2 separate regions of the Homo sapiens genome follow, and region 2 is linked to region 1. A link is a loop called in an ENCODE intact Hi-C map of the cell type or tissue named here. Cell type or tissue: Caco-2. All regions are shown on one strand. Links, peaks and the distances in the headings refer to the core of each region. The heading gives the core; the rest is flanking DNA.

The links. Hi-C counts contacts between places; a loop is a spot of excess contacts. Peaks named below come from ENCODE experiments on the same cell type or tissue, not always from the same donor. Only the 100,000 strongest peaks of a DNase experiment are listed, where the experiment ranks them.
Region 2: a loop joins it to region 1, with 13 times the contacts of the local background. A loop is called at or near these places in 1 of 110 quality-filtered maps.

What each region holds. Positions count from the first base shown.
Region 1 is chr7:138,166,334-138,171,710 of GRCh38, forward strand. No RefSeq gene overlaps it. Among named protein-coding and RNA genes, the nearest start is that of MIR4468, 45 kb to the left of the region's middle. RefSeq lists enhancers at 2,836-3,706, 3,788-4,463, 5,162-5,281. In Caco-2, for the core only: no CTCF peak of the experiment used is centred there; DNase peaks (open chromatin) are centred at 3,248 and 4,158.
Region 2 is chr7:138,028,379-138,033,755 of GRCh38, forward strand. No RefSeq gene overlaps it. Among named protein-coding and RNA genes, the nearest start is that of CREB3L2, 29 kb to the left of the region's middle. RefSeq lists an enhancer at 2,862-4,061. In Caco-2, for the core only: no CTCF peak of the experiment used is centred there; no DNase peak of the experiment used is centred there.

The DNA.
Region 1 (5,377 bases), core at 222-5,221:
CAGTAATTAGAATTTGGTGACAACCATAGAGACTTCAATTCCAAATGGTATGTTATAATGAAAGCAAATTTCAGACCTCATTCAGCCATGGGTATAAATATGTATTAGCAATCAGGCCCTCCAAATAGTCATACTACCCGTTTTATAAGCTTGATGAAGTCTTAGCTCTCTGACCTTTCAGTGTTCCCACAGAACCTTATGAGCGTCAGAGACAGGAGGACCATGTTCCAGCTTTGGAGCAGGATTAACTAACTCTCAAATGAGAGTCAGGTGAAAAATTCTCTCACTACAGTCTAGAATTTCAAGCCTGGAGAGATAATTCAAACAGTCTAGAATTTCAAGCCTGGAGACATAATTCAAAATGAATAGACAGGCTAGCTGGACTTTTACACCTCATTTATGCAAAGGCAAGAGTATCCATAAGACATTTTTATCCAATCCACATAAAATTGAATTCATTTTACCAGTAAAAAATCATTTCTAACATCCCTTATGCTAATTAACAAACCCCCTGGGATTGATATGAGATAAAGACGACTGGAGCCATAATCTAATCCTTCTGGAATGTGGCTTCTGAATGGAGAATTTCTTTTTTTGTGTGTGAGATGAAGCCTCACTTTGTTGCTGAGGCTGGAGTGCAGTGGCACGATCCCGGCTCACTGCAACCTCTGCCTCCCAGTTTCAAGCGATTCTCCTGCTTTAGCCCCCACCAAGTAGCTGAAATTACAGACATGAACCCAATGCCTAGCTAATTCTTTTTTTGAATTTTTAGTAGAGACGGGGTTTTGCCATGTTGGCCAGGCTGGTCTCGAACTCCCGACTTCAAGTGATCCACACCCACCTTGGCCTCACAAAGTCCCGGGATTACCTGCGTGAGCCACCAAGCCAAGCCTGAACTGACAATTTCAAATATTAACCTACCATCCAGGAGTATATTTTTCCTGAGAGAGTTCAGAAATATCACCCCAAAATATGCAGCATTGGTATGCTGATTACTTCAAACTGAAGTCATTTGGGAAATGCCAAACGCACAGAGGGGCTTTTCCTGAATTTCCCTTATCTGACTAAGTGCAGATTCTCCAGAAGGAAGCCAATTGTCAAGAAATGCTTCCTGGGGATTTTTATCTATCCGTGAAGATTAACACACAACAGAAGTCAAACCTAGAAAAAGCTGGAGGTTAGCACCTCCTACAGACAGGATATAACCTATTCTTCTGAAGGCTGATTCGTACTTTTCATAATCATTTACTCTCCCTAGGTTGCCTACATACTCCCCTTCCCTCTCTCTTATGAAGGGAATATAAAAGCTTTTAGGTCTCATTGAGTTATTGGGTAGTTTCTTAACTTCCATGTGATGCCTTTCTGCATGTTAATAAAATGTATATATATATTTTTTTCTCCTTTTAATCTGTCTATTGCCAGCTTATTTCCCCAGACTTTCAGCCTCAAATCTTCAGAATGGAGGAGAGGACTTCCTTCACCCATATATCCAAATTATGTAACTCCCTGATGGGTTCTCCTTGCCTGCTGCACACACAAAATCAACTCTCTGAGACCATGCCATTGCAGTAAAGAAAAGAGTTTGATTGACACAAGGCTGGCCACACCACACAGGAGACTGTTATCACTCAACTCAATCTCCCCAAAGGCTCAAAGATTAGGGTTTTTCCCAGGATCTTTTGATGAGCAGGGGCCTAAGGTAGGGGCATACTGATTGGTTGGGTCAGAGATGAAATCATAGGGAATCAAAGCTGCCCTCTTATGGTGGGTAAGTTCCTGGGTTGGGGCCACAGGACTGGTTGGCAGGTCCAGGTGGGGCCATCCATTGTCAGAAATGCAAAAACCTGAAAAGACATCTCAAAAGGCCAGTCTTAGTTTCTACAATAGTGATGTTGTCTGCAAGAGTAATTGGGGAAGTTGCAAATCTTACGACCTCCATAATAATGGCTGGTAATTATTTAGAATTTAAGCCCCTCTCATCCTCCTAACTTCATGGCCTTTCATTAGTTTTACAAGAATCGTTTAGTTTTGGGGGAAGGTTATTATCATTTAAACTATAAACTAAGTTTCTCCCAAAGTTATCTTGGCCCACACCCACGAATGAGCAAAGCCAGCCAGCCTGTGAGGCTAGAAGCAAGATGCAGTCAGCCACGTCCAATTTCTCTGTCATACTTTTGCAAAGCCAGTTTCAGTCAGGGCTCTTCAAATGCCCAACTAACTATTCCTAAGTAAAGAATGAAAGCAACTAGAACACATCACACCACACTATCCATGCTGAAGCATTTTAAAGTAAACGTAAAGATAATCTAATGTACAGACACCTTCATTTTTCCCATGGTGATTTCTCTGGGATATTGTTTTGTATTTCCCTGTCTGACTTGTGGCAACATCTGTATTTCTGTAATTATAAAAGGTAAGACTCACTATTTGACTTTGAGAGGAACATTTGAGACGGCACGGTGGCTCAAGCCTGTAATCCCAAAGCTTTGGGTGGCCAAGGCAGGTGGATCGCCTGAGGTCAGCAATTCAAGAACAGCCTGGCCAACATTGTGAAACCCCATCTCTACTAAAAATATAACAATTAGCCAGGTGTAGTGGTGCATGTCTGTAATCCCAGCTACTCTGGAGGCTGAGGCAGGAGAATCGCTTGAATCTGGGAGGTGGAGGTTGCAGTCAGCCAAGATTGTGCCACTGCACTCCAGCCTGGGTGACAGAGTGAGACTCAGTCTCAAAAAAAAAAAAAAAAAGAACATTTGATTAAGGCCTGGGGATTGCTATGGGAGCCCAAATCCACTTTTGTCTTAGCCTCAGCCATTATGAATAACAAACACCCTCTTCTCAACAGTCTGTGATTCCCATGGGGAGGCTGGATGTTGGGAAAGCTGCCTCTCTCAGTTTGGCTTATTTGTTGGCTTATCAGAATCTTCTAAAGGAAAAGACCTCTCCTGTTCTTTCTCCTAGGAGGAAAAATTACTAGTCATCTTCCCAAATGTAGCACCCTTAGATTGCATTCCCATAAAGATTTCTCTCTAGCTTCTGTATTTTCTCACCCTGTTGACCTTAATCAGTAACAAAGGCTTTTATAATACTACTACTGCATTGCCCCCGACCTCAAGTTTAGAAACTCCTTAGCTCCCTTGCCTCTGGGCAGGTCTGTCTATTGCATTGCACAAAAGAAGAAGAAAGAAAGAGTAGAGAAAGGAATGTCTAGCCCTAAGCTTTCTTTTGCATTTGTATGCTTGGTGGCCTCGGAATCCCCCAAAGCAGTCAAAGGTAAATAATCCTTTGGTCTTTTCTTCCTTTGTTCTCTGAACTGAGACTTTACTCCCGAGGAGATTTTCTTCTCAGATTAGACTTGGAGAGGTCTTTTTTTTTCTCCTTTGCTTAGATGATTTGAACTGATAATTTGCATCTACAAAGGCAACTGAGAAATACTGAATGACTAACACTCCCACAGAAGACTCTGTGGAGGCGCTCCATTCTGTAATCTTTCCTCTGCTCCAGGAGACCTCCAAAGTAAATGGAAACCAAAAAGCAACATTTTCAGGGCCAAGTTTATTTTAATATTGTCTCTGGATACTTCTCTTTACAATCAATCAGGTTTTAAGTCACCAACCTTAAAACCAGCACTCCTCTCCTCTGGTTTAAAAAAAAAAAATCAGATAATTTTAACAAAAATAAACAAACAAGACATAGGATTTTAAAAAAATTAACTCCCTATTACAAACAAAAGAAGGGCAATGTAGTAAAGGCTCAAGCGAAAATCTCAGCCCAGCCCACCCCACCCCTAATAGAGTTCCTCCATAAAGCATAGATTTTTTTTTGTAGCAAAATATATATGCACTTTATTCTCAGTGAGGTAAAGGAAAGCATTACTTTTCTTTGTTAAACCAGAATAGACTTTCCTAAGAGAAATAATACGACAAAACTCACTGCAACTGAAATAAAACATATAAAATGAAGAGATGACAAAGATGAAAGGAAAGCAAGCATTACCAAGGAAATCAGAACAAATGGAACAGAAGCAAAATCAAAGTTATCATACCCCCGCCAAAAAGAAATCCTATCAAAAGAAAACAGATAATGGATTGTGAAAGATCACCATACTGTGGGGGAGGGGGACGTGAACAAAGAACAGTGCTCACACATACCTTGGGAATAGTTTTAAATTCCAAACACAAAGGCAGCAGGGACCCTGCAGATGTGAATAAGCCAGCAGCTTTCTATTGAAGAATTTATGAGGTTCTCTTAGACCCTTCATCTAGCACCTAATAACAGTGCCACCTTTGCCTGAAAACTATCCTGCCTCCCTCAAGCATAGCCATCAAACACATCATAAAAGGAGAGCTTCAGGCTTCAGGAAACACCAGATAATGACAGAATTCTGTGAAAATCAGAAAGTATTAGCTTTGATTTCGTCAGGCTGACAGTACCGATAGACATGTAAGTTACACTTGTATTTAATAAGAAGCTTGATGAAATTCAAAATACTGAGCTGGCCATTCTCTTTCTCAGTGCAATTGAGAGTCGGCTAGAGAACATTTGCCTTCTGGTGATAATTATGTCGTTAAAAAAGAATCAGGCAAGACAAAAATGTTTCCAATTGAACATATATGTTTGCCACTGTTCATCTACAAATTTCACTAAGAATAATAGTAAAGTAGTAGGACTCATAAGCCCAAATGGCCAAAGAGAATAGGAGTGCGGAGGACAAAAGGCATCAACCCAAAACTGGGAGCTGGAATGAAGAGGAAAGATTGGCAACTGGTGTAACAGACCAGAGAGCACTGTTAAAATAATTTAATAGGAGGCAGTTAGGGGTGGCTCTGAAGTCCTAGGTTCCTACATGAGCAAACCAAAACCTAACCCAAATACATCTGTTTGTGTGTTTGTTTGTCTGTGTGTTTGTTTGTTTAAATAGAGACAGAGTCTCAGTATGTTCCCCAAGCTGGTCTTGAGCTCCTGGACTCAAGTGATCCTCCCAATTCAGCCTCCCAAGTAGCCAGGACTACTGGCATAAGCCACTGCACTGGGCTCTCTTTTGTAAGTGACTAGCTTAAAGGAAAATGAAACTGAAGCTTAACCACTCTGAAACTGCCATCTAACCTCAAACTCGAACTACTTTCCACTGGAATGATCCAAATATGGCTACTGCTCCACTTTCACCTACCAAATATTGTCTTGCCCTGGTTCCACATTTACCTTATAAAAGCCTTTCACTCCTGCGTCTTCTGTCCGGTACTGTGATCTGGAGCTGTCCAACCCACGCACTGCTGTTTGTTCAAGTAAACTCTTTAAAATTTTAATGTGACAGCCAAGCACAGTGGCTCATGCCTGTAATCCCAGCACTTTGGGTGGCAAAGGCGGGCGGATCACC
Region 2 (5,377 bases), core at 87-5,086, 140 kb before region 1:
ACAGAAAGAACAGTTTTAGATCTGAGAGGACTATGTCCATTTACAACTTGGGATTCCCAGAGGAAAAAAAAGCAGGTGCTCCCAAAAAGGAGTCTGTGGCACCTTTTTCTGTTTTTCTTAAGGGTTCTCGGGCTGTTAGAATTTACAATATATGAAGAATAGGGTGAAATAAAACTAACTTGAAGAACAATTTTTAAGAAAAGGAAGTGAACATAGAAACCAAACACATGAGTTCTTTAAAAAGGTTTCAGTCATCTGAAAAAAAAAAATTCCCAAAAATAGAATAAAAAAAAAGGGAAGAAAAGTATAAGGCCTTTTAAATACACACACACACACACACACACACACACACACACACACGTATATATATATGTGTATATATTTATAGAGAGAGAGAGAGACAGAGAGAGAACACTTGAATATCAGCTTTTAATTAAGCTGATTTTTAGCCACAGAGCTCTTTAAAAAAACAATTCTTTCAAGTCTCCTGTTACCAGATTTTACCCAGGACAACAGCCGATATTTTTGGCTTTTGAGTTTCTTTACCAAAGGTATCTTTCTAAGGGTCTCAATCAAAATTATGACTTAATCATGGGTGCACGAGTTATCTCCAAAGAGGTGGCAAACAATTTTTACACGATCCAGAATCACCCTAGAGATAGCTCAGAGAAAGGAAAACACAGGACGAGAAATCGGAAACTGTCCATGGAAGGAAAAAGGATCAATAAATGGCAATTCCCTGGCTGGGTATTGAACCCACGCAGCATTAGTCAAATGGGAGAGACTTAGCTACTGTACTACGGCATGGGGTGGTGCATTAGCCTGTATTTGCATTGCTATAAAGAAATACCTGAGGCTGGGTAATTTATAAAGAAAAGAGGTTTGATTGGCTCATGGCTCTGCGGGCTTTAAAGGAAGCATGGTGCTGGCATCTACTTCCGGTGAGGCCTCAGGACACTTACAATGATGATAGAAGGTGATAGGGAGCCAGCATGTCACATGCCAAGAGTGAGTGAGAGAGAGAGAGAGAAAGAAGAGAGATCCTAGACTCTTTTAAACAACCAGAACTTGCATGAACTAAGAACTCACTTATCACCAAGGGAATGGTGTTCAACTCTTCATGGGGGATCTGCTCCTATAATCCAATCACCCTCCCTCCGCCCAGGTCCCACCTCCAACTTTGAGAATCACATTCAGCGTGAGATTTGGAGAGGACAAACATCCAAACCACATCAGGTGCTCTCCACTGATCTTCCCGGAGGGAATGTAGAGCAGGCAGTTTTGAACTTGCAAAAGATTTTAACTTTCAGGTCAAAACTTTTTTTTTTCACTCTTTTTAATTTTATCAAGAGAATTTCTAAGGCTAGCCATGATACTAGCCTATGTCCTTTTAAAATTTTTGATTTTCCCATTAATTATTTAGAATAAGAAATGTATAAAATCTTTTTTATTTTCAGTGGTGTACTTAGTTCCAATAGTAACTCAATGCAAAAGCCTCTTGAAAGCCCAGGTGGTAACTTTCCAGGTTTTTTTCTACATAAGCAAGAGGTATTCCTGGGGAGGGCGTCGAGGAAGCAATCCCCATGATCATTAAAAACTTACTCTCAGAAATAGACTTAAAGTAACAAAAGACAATGTGAAAGGAGAATAAATACTTGGGGCCCTAATTCATTATGCCAAAAGAAAAAAATTATCCTGAAAGCTGAGTCATGTAAGATGTTGCCTTGCCTTTTGTTCCTAAGCAGATAGCTGCAGATAAAAGGTTAATCATCTCCTCAGGCAGCTACTCTATGTTCACCTTATCTTATGTAAAGTGCTGATTTACTGATCATGAGATAAATACATAATTGTATACATAAATTGAATGCATAAATTCCCCTGCCTGCTGCTTTTCTCTTGCAACATGTGGATTACCATACCCTCCCTCTTTCCCCTCCAGCCCACTTTTCCCCTTTAAAAACTGAAGCCCTCAAAATCACAGCTAGAGAAAGGCACAGACCACAGACTGTTTCTGTGATTCCATGTTTATTTCTTCCAAGGATGTCCTTAACCTTGGCAAAATAAACTTCTAAATTGATTGAGACCTGTCTCAGATACTTTTTGGTTTACACAACAGAAGCCCCATAGAGACGGGACCTTTTAAGACAAAACTCCCCTAAGAGCTTGACACCCTTGAGATGAAGAGTGTGCTGCTTAAAATATTACATCTTGGACTCCCTGTCCTTTCAGACTGGTCCCCTGATATGAACCCAAAAATTCATGCCCTCTTCCTGGACACAGTGTAATGCCTGTAATCCCAGCACTTTGGGAGGCTGAGGCAGGATCCAGTCACCTCCCATCAGGCCCCACCTCCAACATTGAGCCCAGGAGTTCGAGACCAGCCTGGGCAACATAATGAGATACCATCTCTACACAAAATCAAAAAAAATTAGCCAGGCATTGTGGCACGTGCCCATAATCCAAATTACTTGGGGAGCTGAGGTGGAAGGATCACTTGAGCCGATGAGGTCAAAGCTTTGGTGAGTCATGATCACACCACTGCACTCCAGCCTGGATGACAGAATGAGATCTTGTGTCAAAAATAAAAGTTAAAATTTAAAAAAAAATCATGCAGTCCGGATGGCAGAGACCAAGAGAGGGTACCCCCATCTAGTCACAAGATCAAGCTCTCAAGGCCATAAAACAAGATGAGAGGGGACTCTCATCTGATTTTTATTTCTGGGACCTACAGCAAAGTTTGTCTTTACAGATGACAACATAGAACTGTGAAAACTGATGAGTCTGCAGGCTCTTGAACAGTGGGTTTAAAGGGGTTCTAGGCTCATGTTCTCCCCTACGGTACCCCTCTTTATGACGGAACAACCCAGAAAGAAAAAGACAAAGGAAAAGAGCAACAAAAAAAGCTATTTCTGCGAGGGAAGTGGGTCAAACAGTATGAATATTCATACCACATGTACACCAGAGTCACTACAACCCAAGGCTTGTCACACAAATTCTTTTTTCCCATTGATCAAAACCATGTAGAGGAGACAACCAGTGATTTTTACCATCTCATCGGCTGGAGTGCACAGAGGGAGAGAGGCCCCCTGGCTGGTAAGAAATTCTTACCCCTTTGCTTCCGGGTTCCGGGTAAAGGAATCCTTTGCCCAGGTTCCTGGTTTCTCTTCAATGCAGCTTCCAGGACAGAAGCATAGCTTTGACCATCCTGCTCACACTGCCATGTTGTGGGGGCTATGGCCATTCACCCACTAAAGGTTCATTGAAAAATCACTGGCATGAAGCAGACTGATTAAGAGGAGAAAAGACATAAAAATTAATTCAATGTGTCTACATAGGAGCCTTCAGAATGAAGACCCAACTTCCCAGTGAGTAATAGAAACTTTTTGAGTTATAGAAACTTATATACTGTCTTGAAGTTATACAAAGAATGGGGGCTTGTACCCTGGTAACATAGATTATGGGAGCAGGTAGAAGAGGAATTCCACTGAGGGGCGATAAATAATTGATAGGGAGAATGATTGGATTGGGGAGCAGAGATCAACTTGCAAATCATTTTCTTTGGAATTTAAATGATCCTTGGAGACAGTCTTTATACCGTCTTCTCAGGTATGGTCACATCTGGGTCTTTTCTGCAATAGATAATGAGATAACGGAGCGGAAGAAAGAACTGTCCTCCTTGCTGGATCCGGATCCTAGGCAGATAAAGGAACGTCAGCTTCTTTGGGAGAGGCAGTGGAGGACAGGGGAAGGTCAAAGAGACCTTGAGGCTTTTTCAGTTCAGCAAGTCAAAATGCCATACTTGGAGGTATTGGTTTCTGAGCCCCAAACAGCTTTATATTTTTACTTTTCACATTTAAATATATGATCTGTGAAAGGAAAGTAGAAAGTTGGGATCCCAACTCACTCTGCCAAAAGAAAAAAAAATTAACCTGAAAACTGAGTCATGCAAGAAGCTACTTTCCATTTTGTTACTAAGCAGCAAGCTACAGATAAGTTAAAAATCTCCACAAGTAGCTATTCTGTGGTCACCTTATGGTATAGTGAGCACAGGATGAATACATAATTGACTATTCCCCTACCTACTTTTTTTCTCTTACAACATGTGGATTCAGTAATGTGACCATATCCTCCCTCTGTCTCCTCCAGCCTGCTTTTCCCCTTTAAGTACTGAAGCCCTCAAAATCATCTTTGGAGAAAGAAACAGGCCTGTCTCCCAGGCACACATCCTTCACTTTGGCAAAATAAAGTTCTAATCAATTGAGACCTCTCTTGAATACTTTTTGGTTTATAAATTGGCAACCCAGGTAAGGGACTCTGAGTGGAGGTGTCCCTTACCTTTGACAAATCTCCTATTGGTGCTTGGTACCAGCGTGAACGAATATCTTTATTGCTCAAACCAACAGGACATTTTGCTGAGGTCTGGGAGCTACTCCCCTCCACAGAATCCTTGATCTCCCCAAATTTGGTTGCGATTTAAGGTTTATTTTGCTGTACAACTCCTTTTTCTGGAGTTTTATTCACTTCCAACAAGAAGGCCAGCTTTTTTGCTTCCATGACGATGGAGAGCAGCCAACTCATTCCTGGAGCTTCAGCTCACTTCCAACAGGGAAGGAATGTTTGAGATTTTTCCTGCTTCTAAGATGGTAGAGCGCAGTCTTCAGCCTGGGCCCCATTCCTAGATAAGTAGCTGAATTTGGGTTTTGTCTTGGAAATTCTCCTTAATGACTAAAGTTAACATTAACAACCAGCTGATCTTAATTTTTCCTTACCATTAGAGTATTCAGTTATTGTATAAATTATGCAATTGTTTGTTTTGCTAACTGTTTTTTGTTTCTGTTTTTGTTGTTGTTTTGATCTTTTTCCTTCGGGTTTGACCAACTCTACCCAACTTGATCAAGTCTGAAAAAAAGTTCCAAATTATGCGGAACAAAGCCTCTGAATTAGCTAAATTCCCATAGCCGGGGGGGAAAAAAAACGGCCAGCAAAAAAAGAAAGAGTTTTACTACTTGAGGGACTGCATTTGCATAACTAGGCCACCTTTTGCTAGCCAAGCCAAACTGATAGAGCAATGACTTCACATTGTAATCAGTAGCTAAGATTCCACCCTGTTTTTCACCATGACAGCCTGGGTTGGTTCCTAAATCAGGTTATCTCTGGCTTGACATTTCTGTTACTTTTGAAATATCAGTAGTTTGTCCCAGCTAAAAAATGGTATTGAGATTTAAAAGGATTTTTTAAGAGCTCAAAGGTTAAAAGTCTGCTTAATTAAAAGCTAATATCCAAGATGTAAATGTGTCTCTGTGTGCATTTTCATATTTATATATTACCTATATAATATGTAATTCATATTTATATATTATCTATAATATAAAATTCA